2 separate regions of the Homo sapiens genome follow, and region 2 is linked to region 1. Evidence: chromatin contacts called from ENCODE Hi-C or POLR2A ChIA-PET data. All regions are on one chromosome and are shown on one strand. Each heading gives the region's core, a stretch centred on a gene start or an enhancer-like site at or near the end of the contact. The rest is flanking DNA. Distances are from core to core; before and after follow the strand shown.

The links. A loop is a pair of places that touch in the nucleus more often than their neighbours do. ChIA-PET counts read pairs that join two places held with the same protein, here RNA polymerase II (POLR2A). Pooled maps may share reads with other maps.
Region 2: a pooled map shows a loop between it and region 1 (2.6-fold over the local background). The contact joins the promoter of CFAP100-DT here to the promoter of ALDH1L1 in region 1. A Hi-C loop is called at or near these places in 12 of 168 maps with a recorded cell type or tissue (A673, Calu3, GM12878 and 9 more), 4 of 37 single-sample maps with no recorded cell type and 20 of 50 pooled maps. POLR2A ChIA-PET finds 5 or more read pairs at or near these places in 3 of 52 experiments (GM12878, K562 and PC-9).

What each region holds. Positions count from the first base shown.
Region 1 is chr3:126,178,759-126,182,693 of GRCh38, forward strand. ALDH1L1 (aldehyde dehydrogenase 1 family member L1) reads right to left here and starts at 1,828. Exons shown (of 23, transcript NM_012190.4): 1 at 1,718-1,828. It overlaps ALDH1L1-AS2 (ALDH1L1 antisense RNA 2), which reads left to right and starts at 1,307. Exons shown (of 2, transcript NR_046383.1): 1 at 1,307-1,786. RefSeq lists enhancers at 1,488-2,243, 2,244-2,997.
Region 2 is chr3:126,392,619-126,396,553 of GRCh38, forward strand. It overlaps CFAP100-DT (CFAP100 divergent transcript), which reads right to left and starts at 2,180. Exons shown (of 2, transcript NR_103789.1): 1 at 1,681-2,180; 2 at 414-675. CFAP100 (cilia and flagella associated protein 100) reads left to right here and starts at 2,291. Exons shown (of 17, transcript NM_182628.3): 1 at 2,291-2,360; 2 at 3,324-3,431. The coding sequence starts at 3,383.

The DNA.
Region 1 (3,935 bases), core at 578-3,077:
TGTGTGTGTCTGTGTGTGCATGCGTGTGTTTATCTGCAGGGTAAAAGCCTAGAAGAATTTACACTGAAATGTTGAAAGTTACTGGGTAAAGGGTTTTGGGTTTCAGAGGTTTTTGACGACTGTAATTATTTTGTTTTCTTAACTGAATGTTCTTTTTTTATATTGTACATGATTACTTCTGAAAAAAAAAAATAAAAGAGTATGTCGTTCCCCCCCTGCAGGGAGGCAGAGTCCAGGTGGCCACCAAGGGGCTGTTGTCACAGTCCAGGGAAAGCCAGAATGGCAGGCACGGGAGCCTTGGGAGGGGCCTCAATCAGGCTTGCCCTTTGGCCCCAGAAAGAGCAGGGGCCTGCAGTGAAGCCCATAGAGCCCCTTGTGGGCCGTATGGGCCGCCTCCAGGCCTCCACCTCCTCCCCCAGTCATGGCCGCTCAGTGTCCTTTCACTTGGTGGTGTGGGGACACTGGGAGGCTTCCTGGGCCTCCCAACCCTCCTACCCAATTCCCAGCCCAGGCTTGGCTCTCCAGGACCCAGCTTCTAGTCCCTGTGAGGCTGGGCCACCCTGCAGGACTGCAGCTCTGGGCCCTCTGTTCTGGTGCTAGGGCCCTGGGGCCCATGAATGCAGTTCTAGCACTCGGGAGGCTGAGGCGGGAGAATCACTTGAACCCGGGAGGCGGAGGTTGCAGTGAGCCGAGATCGTGCCACTGCACTCCAGCCTGGGCGACAGAGCGAGACTCTGTCTCAAACAAACAAACAAACAAACAGCAGCCAACATTCTCCGAGGGTTTCCTAGGGCCAGGCGCGGGGCAGTCTCATGTAATTCTCAAGCAATCTTGGGAGGCAGGCACTACTGTTCATTGCCCCTCCCGATTTTAGAGACAAGAAACTAAGATTCAGAACACAAGAAACTTGCCCAAGGTCAAGGAGAAGTGGAGGCGTGGGGAGGAAACAAAGTCACCTGACACCAGAGCCCATGCCTCCAAACTCCAAGTCTGGGACTCCTGATTAAATTCCGTCTCTGTCTGCACTTTGGGAAGATTCTTTCCTCTCCTAGGCAAGTGCCCGCGGGGCCTGAGCTCTCGATAGCGGGGCCCCAGGAGCCACGTTGTGGGGTCTGCTATCCGGCCTCCCTCTGCACGCGCGACCGTCCACTTGAGCGCAGTGGCTGGAGCTGGGACTCCAGCGCAGCCCCTGAGCGCTCACGTCGACCCCTCCAATCACAAGAGGCCCTCGTGCCAGGCCCCCAGATTTGGCCAATCAGGGAAGACCTTTCCCTGTCACAGAATGGGGTCGAGGGGCCCAGGAAACAGGTAGTCCCCAGTCACAAATCATCGCGTCGCCTTCGCTGGTCCCTTTCTCTTATCGAGCCTCAGTTTTCTCTTCCATAAGCCGGGCCAGCAGTGCCCACCCCACAGGTTGGCGCCAGCTCCGTAAGGGCCCTACCACCGCGGCCGGCCAGATCCTCGGCGGGCCAGTCCTGGCGCTGCGGTCATTTAGCCTGATGACCCCTGGCCAGGTTCAGCCTCAATTGCTCCAAAGAACTCCGGACCCGTACCCCGAGCCCGGCGTCCCAGCGGCGAAGTTGATGGGCCCCGCAGGAGCCCTTGCGGTGAGAACCGAGTCCTGGAGCCCCTGGAGCCCCCGGAGCCCCCGGAGCTGCAGCCGGGGCAGCCTCCTTTCCGCCGGGAGTCCAGCGCTCTCGAGAGCCCAGAAACTCACCGCGCGCAGGAGTTGGTGCGGGCGTCCCGGGCAGGTTAGACTTCTGTGAGCCGCAGCCCCGAAACTGAGGTTGGTGCAGACCCGTCCTGGGAGCCAGGAGGTGGGACCTGTCCCCGCCAGTCCGCGAGCTCTGGTTAAGGCCAGAGCCCGTGAGGGGAGGGGCGCGGGGCGGGCGGAGAGTCAGCCGAGTGGGGGCGGCGCTCACCGGTGGTGGGACTATGGCGGGAGCGCAGCGCACCCTCTCCGGGCGGGTCTATAAATGCCATGTAAAAGCCAACCCCGCAGGGGCCTGCGCTCTTTCCCGCTTAGGTCAAGAAGACTTACTGTGGACCCTTGGAGAATTCCCAGGGCTTTGAAAAGTCCCAAGCACCCAGCAGGGCTGGCAGTTCTGAGCGCTGGCAAGGCTAAGTGGGTCAGAGGAGACCCTCGCCAAGCCGGTGACTCACTCACTCGCTCACCCTCTCTCACTCTTGATGGGCCAAGTACCTGCCATGTGCTACGGACACAGCAGAGCGAAAGGAGACGCTGCCCTCCGGGAATTTGCAGCCGCTTGCAGAGGCGGCCCCTTAGCAGCTGCGCATCCGGGTGGATAGCGGCGCTTCTGCCCGCCCAGTGCCTACCCGCCTCTCCGAGAGAAAAACAGCCCCTGGTTTTCTCTCTGCAATTCCCCTTCTCCACTCTCTCCCTTCTACTCAGTCCTGGTGCCGCAGACCCCTCCTCCTGGTTCCCAGAGATCCTGGCCAGCCCGGTCTCAGGCAAGGCCATGTAGAATGCCGGGAGTGATAATTGCGTATTGTTTCATGACTGCAAGCCTGTGTCCAGGTGGCTCCTTCTCCTGGAACACCCTTCCCACCACACCTGCGGCCGCACTGCTCCGTGCCCTGCTAAGCCTCACTTCTTTTGAGGCGACCCTCTCGCTAAGTCCCGACCACCTGGCCCTCTCTCTGCTCAGTGCCTGAACACATCAGGCTTGCTGCAGCCCCTGCCTTTACCTCTCTACTTGTAGTGTTCTTTCAGAGCCTGCTCCCATATGGTATCACATATCAGATATCTGATGCAGAGCCTTAGAGAGGCTGTTCCAGGTCACACAAACTAAGGAAGTCCCTCAGCCACTCCCTGCCACATCACCCTGTTCTATTTCCTTCACAGCACTTAACTGTATATCTGATATTTCCTTGTTTCTTTGTTTGTTCATTGTCTGTCTCTCCCACTAGACTGTAAGCTCTTTGAGGACAGGAAATTTGTGAGATGTATTCACTGTTGTATCCCCAATACACAGTGATGGCTTGTAGCAGTTGCTAAATAAATGTTTGTTGAATGGCTTAATGCATGTATTTTGCTCACATAAGCCAGTATGGGCACCCAGGATTGAGGTGGCCTGTGCCTGCTGATCCACTTAGCCTACTTTCAGGCACTGTCCCCTTGTTCTTTAGGCTCCAGCCTGCAGGTCTCCCTGCTGTCCCTCATATCTGTGGAACTTCTCGACTCATAAAGTTTCCATGTGCCGTTCATCTTTGTCCAGAGAACCCCCATCATTCTTCAGGAAGTTCCTACTAAAATGCCATGACTTCAGGGAAGCTTTCCCTAGCCTCAGCCTTACTAGGACAGATTCCTCCATTATGTGATCACAGAGAGGCCTGTAATTTTTCTTCATGAACCTCTCTCAACTTTATTTATTTATTTTTTTTTGAGGTAGAGTCTCACTCTGTCACCCAGGCTAGAGTCCAATGGTGCAATCTCAGCTCAATGGACCCTCCACCTCCTAGGTTCAAGCGATTCTCCTGCCTTAGCCTCCTGAGTAGCTGGGATTACAGGCATGCGCCACCACACCCAGCTAATTTTTGTATTTTTAGTAGACGTTTCACCGGGGTTTCACCATGTTGGCCAGGCTGGTCTCAAACTCCTGACGTCAGATGATCCACCTACCTCAGCCTCCCAAAGTGCTGAGATTACAGGCATGAGCCACTGCACCCTGCCTTCAACTGCAATTTTATCACTGCTTCTGGGATTGCTTGATTAACATGTCTCTGGACAATGATGGCGAAGACTAGCTTATTCTCCTGGGAAGTCCCCAGGGCTGAATGCATGCCCTGTGTGTGGAAGGTGTGCCATATAATCTGTAGGAAAACTGGCTGAGTGTTAGGGGCCTGCAATGGGAAAGTGGTGTGTTCTGAACTTGGGAGTTAAAATTGAGAAGGCAGATGGGCGACAGGAACCA
Region 2 (3,935 bases), core at 930-3,429, 210 kb after region 1:
CCCGAGAGCCCAGACTGATATACCTTCTTTGAGGAGGAAAATACGAAATCTGAAATACGAATTTCTCCTTTAAGAAGATTGTTAGCTTTTCCCAAAATGTTTGATTATGAACATTTTCAAGCTTCAAACATACAGAAATGTTGGAAGGATTTTGAAGCAGACATCCACATGCCCACTGCCTGGGCTGGACAGCTCACAGGCCACTACGATTCACCACACAGCCAGCCAGCCACCATTGCTCCACCAATCATGCATCTGATTTTAAAAATTAGCTTTTAATCAGCAAATGGTATTTCTAGTTAGACCTGTTAGGCTAAGACTAAAAGTTCCAAATCAGGTCACGTTTTCTAGGTGGTTTTCTTTCTAACCTTGTAAGCTACCAAGAGCAAAAACAAAGGCCAGAACACACAAACTGACAGATAACTTGCCTTTATTATGAAGTACACCTTTGGACTTGTGGGGTTTTTTTCCCAAAGCTTGTGCATCATTGTCTGGGATAACTGCATAAAATGGAAGGACGATTCCTGGTGAGAGGCAGTGTGTTCTAGGTAAGAGCAAAGCTGGAATCCGCTGTCTCACTGTGTCCCTGCTCTGTCCACACCGGCAACTCATGCAAAGGCAGGGTGATCATGCAGGTGAAATGGGTGGATTGGTGTCAAGTGCGTGGAACAGTACCTGGCACATAGAAAACACTCTGTAAGGTTCATGGGGAGATTCACGACTGTTCATAAACTGATCTGTTGATGACAATGAATGGGCAGGAGCCTGGGTACCTTTGTTCTCTTTGGGTCACTTATGTTCTAGCTTCCTAAAAGTCTCATTAGAGCACCTTGTATTTAGATAAACCATTACAAAAACACTTACTTTTCTACTTGAGTCACCAGTTTATGAAGTGCTTCTTGTGGTTTGCTAAAACCTAAATCGGAGGGACAGGTTTTTGTTCTGCTTTGATGGTTTGTAGGGAGATAAGGCTGCAGAGGTAGGCTGGGGCCGGGTCATTGAGGACTTTGAATGTCAGTGTAAGGAGCCTCTCTCCTAAGGGTAAAGGGACAACTTGTCTTTCAGCACATTTGACAATAGCAGCTGTAACGAACACACACGTGCACACATGCACACACACACACTACATGTGCACACATGTGCACATGCACACATGCACAAATCACATATGTGGCTTAACACAATACAACATTCTTCCTCCCTTGTGCAAAGCCCACTGTGGATATTGCAAGTTGGGACACTATTCTACCAGCGAAGATTCAGGGATCCCTGCTCCTTCCATCTTGGGAGCTCCTCCTCACTCCCACCCCCAGCTCCAATGGAGTTCCTGTTGTGGATGTGGTCTTCCCACCCACTACACCGGCCTTAGGCAGAGCCTGGCACAGCTGGGATCCTCACTGGGACTACATTGCTGGGCTGCAGACTGCTCCAGAGTCCCCCCAGAAGCCCCTAAATGTCCCTGAAAAGATGAGTCACTGACTGTGCTTTCAGCTCCAAGCAGCCTTTATCAATCTCTCAATCCCCATAGATACTGGGAAAATCTAGGAACATGTTCAGAACTCAAAGAGGGGTCTTCTGCTGCTGCTTTTTGTGGGGAGACAGGATCCCTGAGCTGGGGGACCAGACATCCTGGTGCCCCTGGCTTCAAGCAGCTGGTGGATCTGCGCGCTCAAAACTTGCCCTGGTCTGTATGGCCTCATCCTCTCGCTTGTCCCACTATGATGGATCTCGCTCGCTCCGTAGAGCAGTGGCTTTGCAACCCTAGCCAGCACTGGGGTCGCGCGTGGACTTGTCAGGACACACATTGCTGGGCTCCACCCCGAGTTTCTGATTCTGGGGCGAGGATTGAAAACTTGCTTTTCTAACGAGTTCCCAGCATTTTCGATGCTGCTAGTCCTGAGACCATACTTTGAAAACCGCCCCTCTAGAAAGTGCGATCCCTCCCCAGGAAAGAAGCAGGGCTATTTTTGCTCCAAAAGTATCCATCCTGCACGCCCTCTTCAGTGCTTGGCACGTGGCGAATAAACCAATCAGGATGAAAGGAGCCAACCCAAGTGCGGAGTGTTGAACCTCAGAGGAAGAAACCCGCGTTCACCAGGCCCAGGCCTGGGCCAGGCGCTGTCCTGGCGGCGTCAGGGAGGACATCGTGCCCAGAGCTCGGACCCAGCAGCCCGGCCCCGCGCCCTCCCTGTCCCGCGGCCCGCAGGCCCAGCCCTCAAGCGCCCAGCCTCCGCGGCCTTTGTGGCGTCACAGCCAGCCTGAAGAATGGTTGCCTTGGAGACGTAAACCCAAGAGCCCTGCTCCTGGAGCTGAGAACTGCAGCGCGGAGGCTTCGGAGCGAGCCGGGGCAGTCGGGGTCGGTGGGTGCGCTCGCGGTCCGGGGAGAGGGGGCGCGCGGGGTCCGTGAGGGCGCGTGGGGGCGGCGGCAGGGGTGCGAAACCAGGGCCCGAGGGGCGCGCGTGGCCGGGAGCGGACTTGCAAGGCGCCTTCCAAGGCTGCCCGCTCGCATGCCACTTGCTTGAAACACACCCATCTACCATCCACCCCATCTGTCCTACCATCCCTGTGCACCTCGCTGTGTGGCTCGGGGCCTTGCAGAGCGCGGGTGTTAGGAGGCGACCCTGCGAACCCCAGGCTCACCCAATAGGGGGCTGCAGCAGGAATGCGGCAGGAATGGCACAAGCTTAGAGTGGGGGCCCTTTCCAGAGGCAGCCCCTCCTGACTGTGACTTTGGACACCTCGCTGAATCTCTGCTTCCTCCCCTGCAAAAATGAAAATTCATTCAATGGATGAAGTTAAGAAGTGCCAAGGGTATGTCAGGAGCTTGGATGAGCAGAAAAGACCCCCCTGTTCTCATGGAGCTCACATTTTAGGGGGAAATAGACAACGAATGGATTTTTAAAGTGATAATCAGATAGTGGGAATTGCAGAGAAGAAAATAAAGGCCACATGGGGGTGGGGAGGAAGAAACCACTTTGGATGGGATGGTGAGAGGTCTCTCTAAAGAGGTGACATTTGAGCTCGGAATTGAAGAGAAGGAAGCCCAGCACCCCCAGCTGGGTATGGGAGAATATTTTTTGGCCGAGGAGGCCGAAAATGCAAAGGCTTGAGGCCAAGATTGATGTGTTCTAAGCACAGAAAAAGTAGGCAGCTAGAGCCAAGTCCAGGAGGTGAGAGTGGACCCTCGGGTGGGAGAGGCAGGGAGCCGGCAGGTGTCCCCACAAGGTGAGCCCTCAGCAAATGTCGGTGGCTGTCAGCCACCCAGGGGGAAGGAAGCTCTGGGCTTGGGGACCACCAGGCTCAAGCACTGTGTCACTCCTCAGGTGAGGATCTCCTTTAGAAGAGGAGAAGCCTTGCATCAACCTCTTGGGCCTCAGCCAAGATGTCTGAGATACCGTCCACTATAGTCTCCAAGAACATGACCAATGACAGTAAGTACCGGGCCAGGGTGGGCACTCTCAGAGGTCAGGGGCAGCTTCGGAGCCTGTCCAGCTCCCTCACAGGTTAAGGTAGCTCTAAACCAAACACTAGGCAGGAGTCATAGATCTGCCTACTTCCCTTGAAACAAGGCATATGGATTGCCTGCAGCTGCTGTAACAAAGCACCACCACAAACTGGGGGGCTGGAGTCACAGACATTTGTTTTCTCAAGCTCTGGGGGCTGGATGTCTGAGATCAAGTTGTCCAAAAGGCTAGGTCCCTCCAAGGGCTCTGAGCGAGAACCCATTCCGGGCCTCTCTCCTGGTTTCCAGAGCTTTGCAGGCAATCCTTGGTGCTCTTTGGCTTGTAGAAGCATCACTCCCATCTCAGCCTTCCTGCCCATGTGGAATTCTGCCTGTGTGTGTCTGTGTCCAAATTTCCCCATTTTACAGGGACCCCATCACATTGGATTGGAGGCCTACCCCGCTCCAGAATGGCCTCAGCTTAGTGAATTAC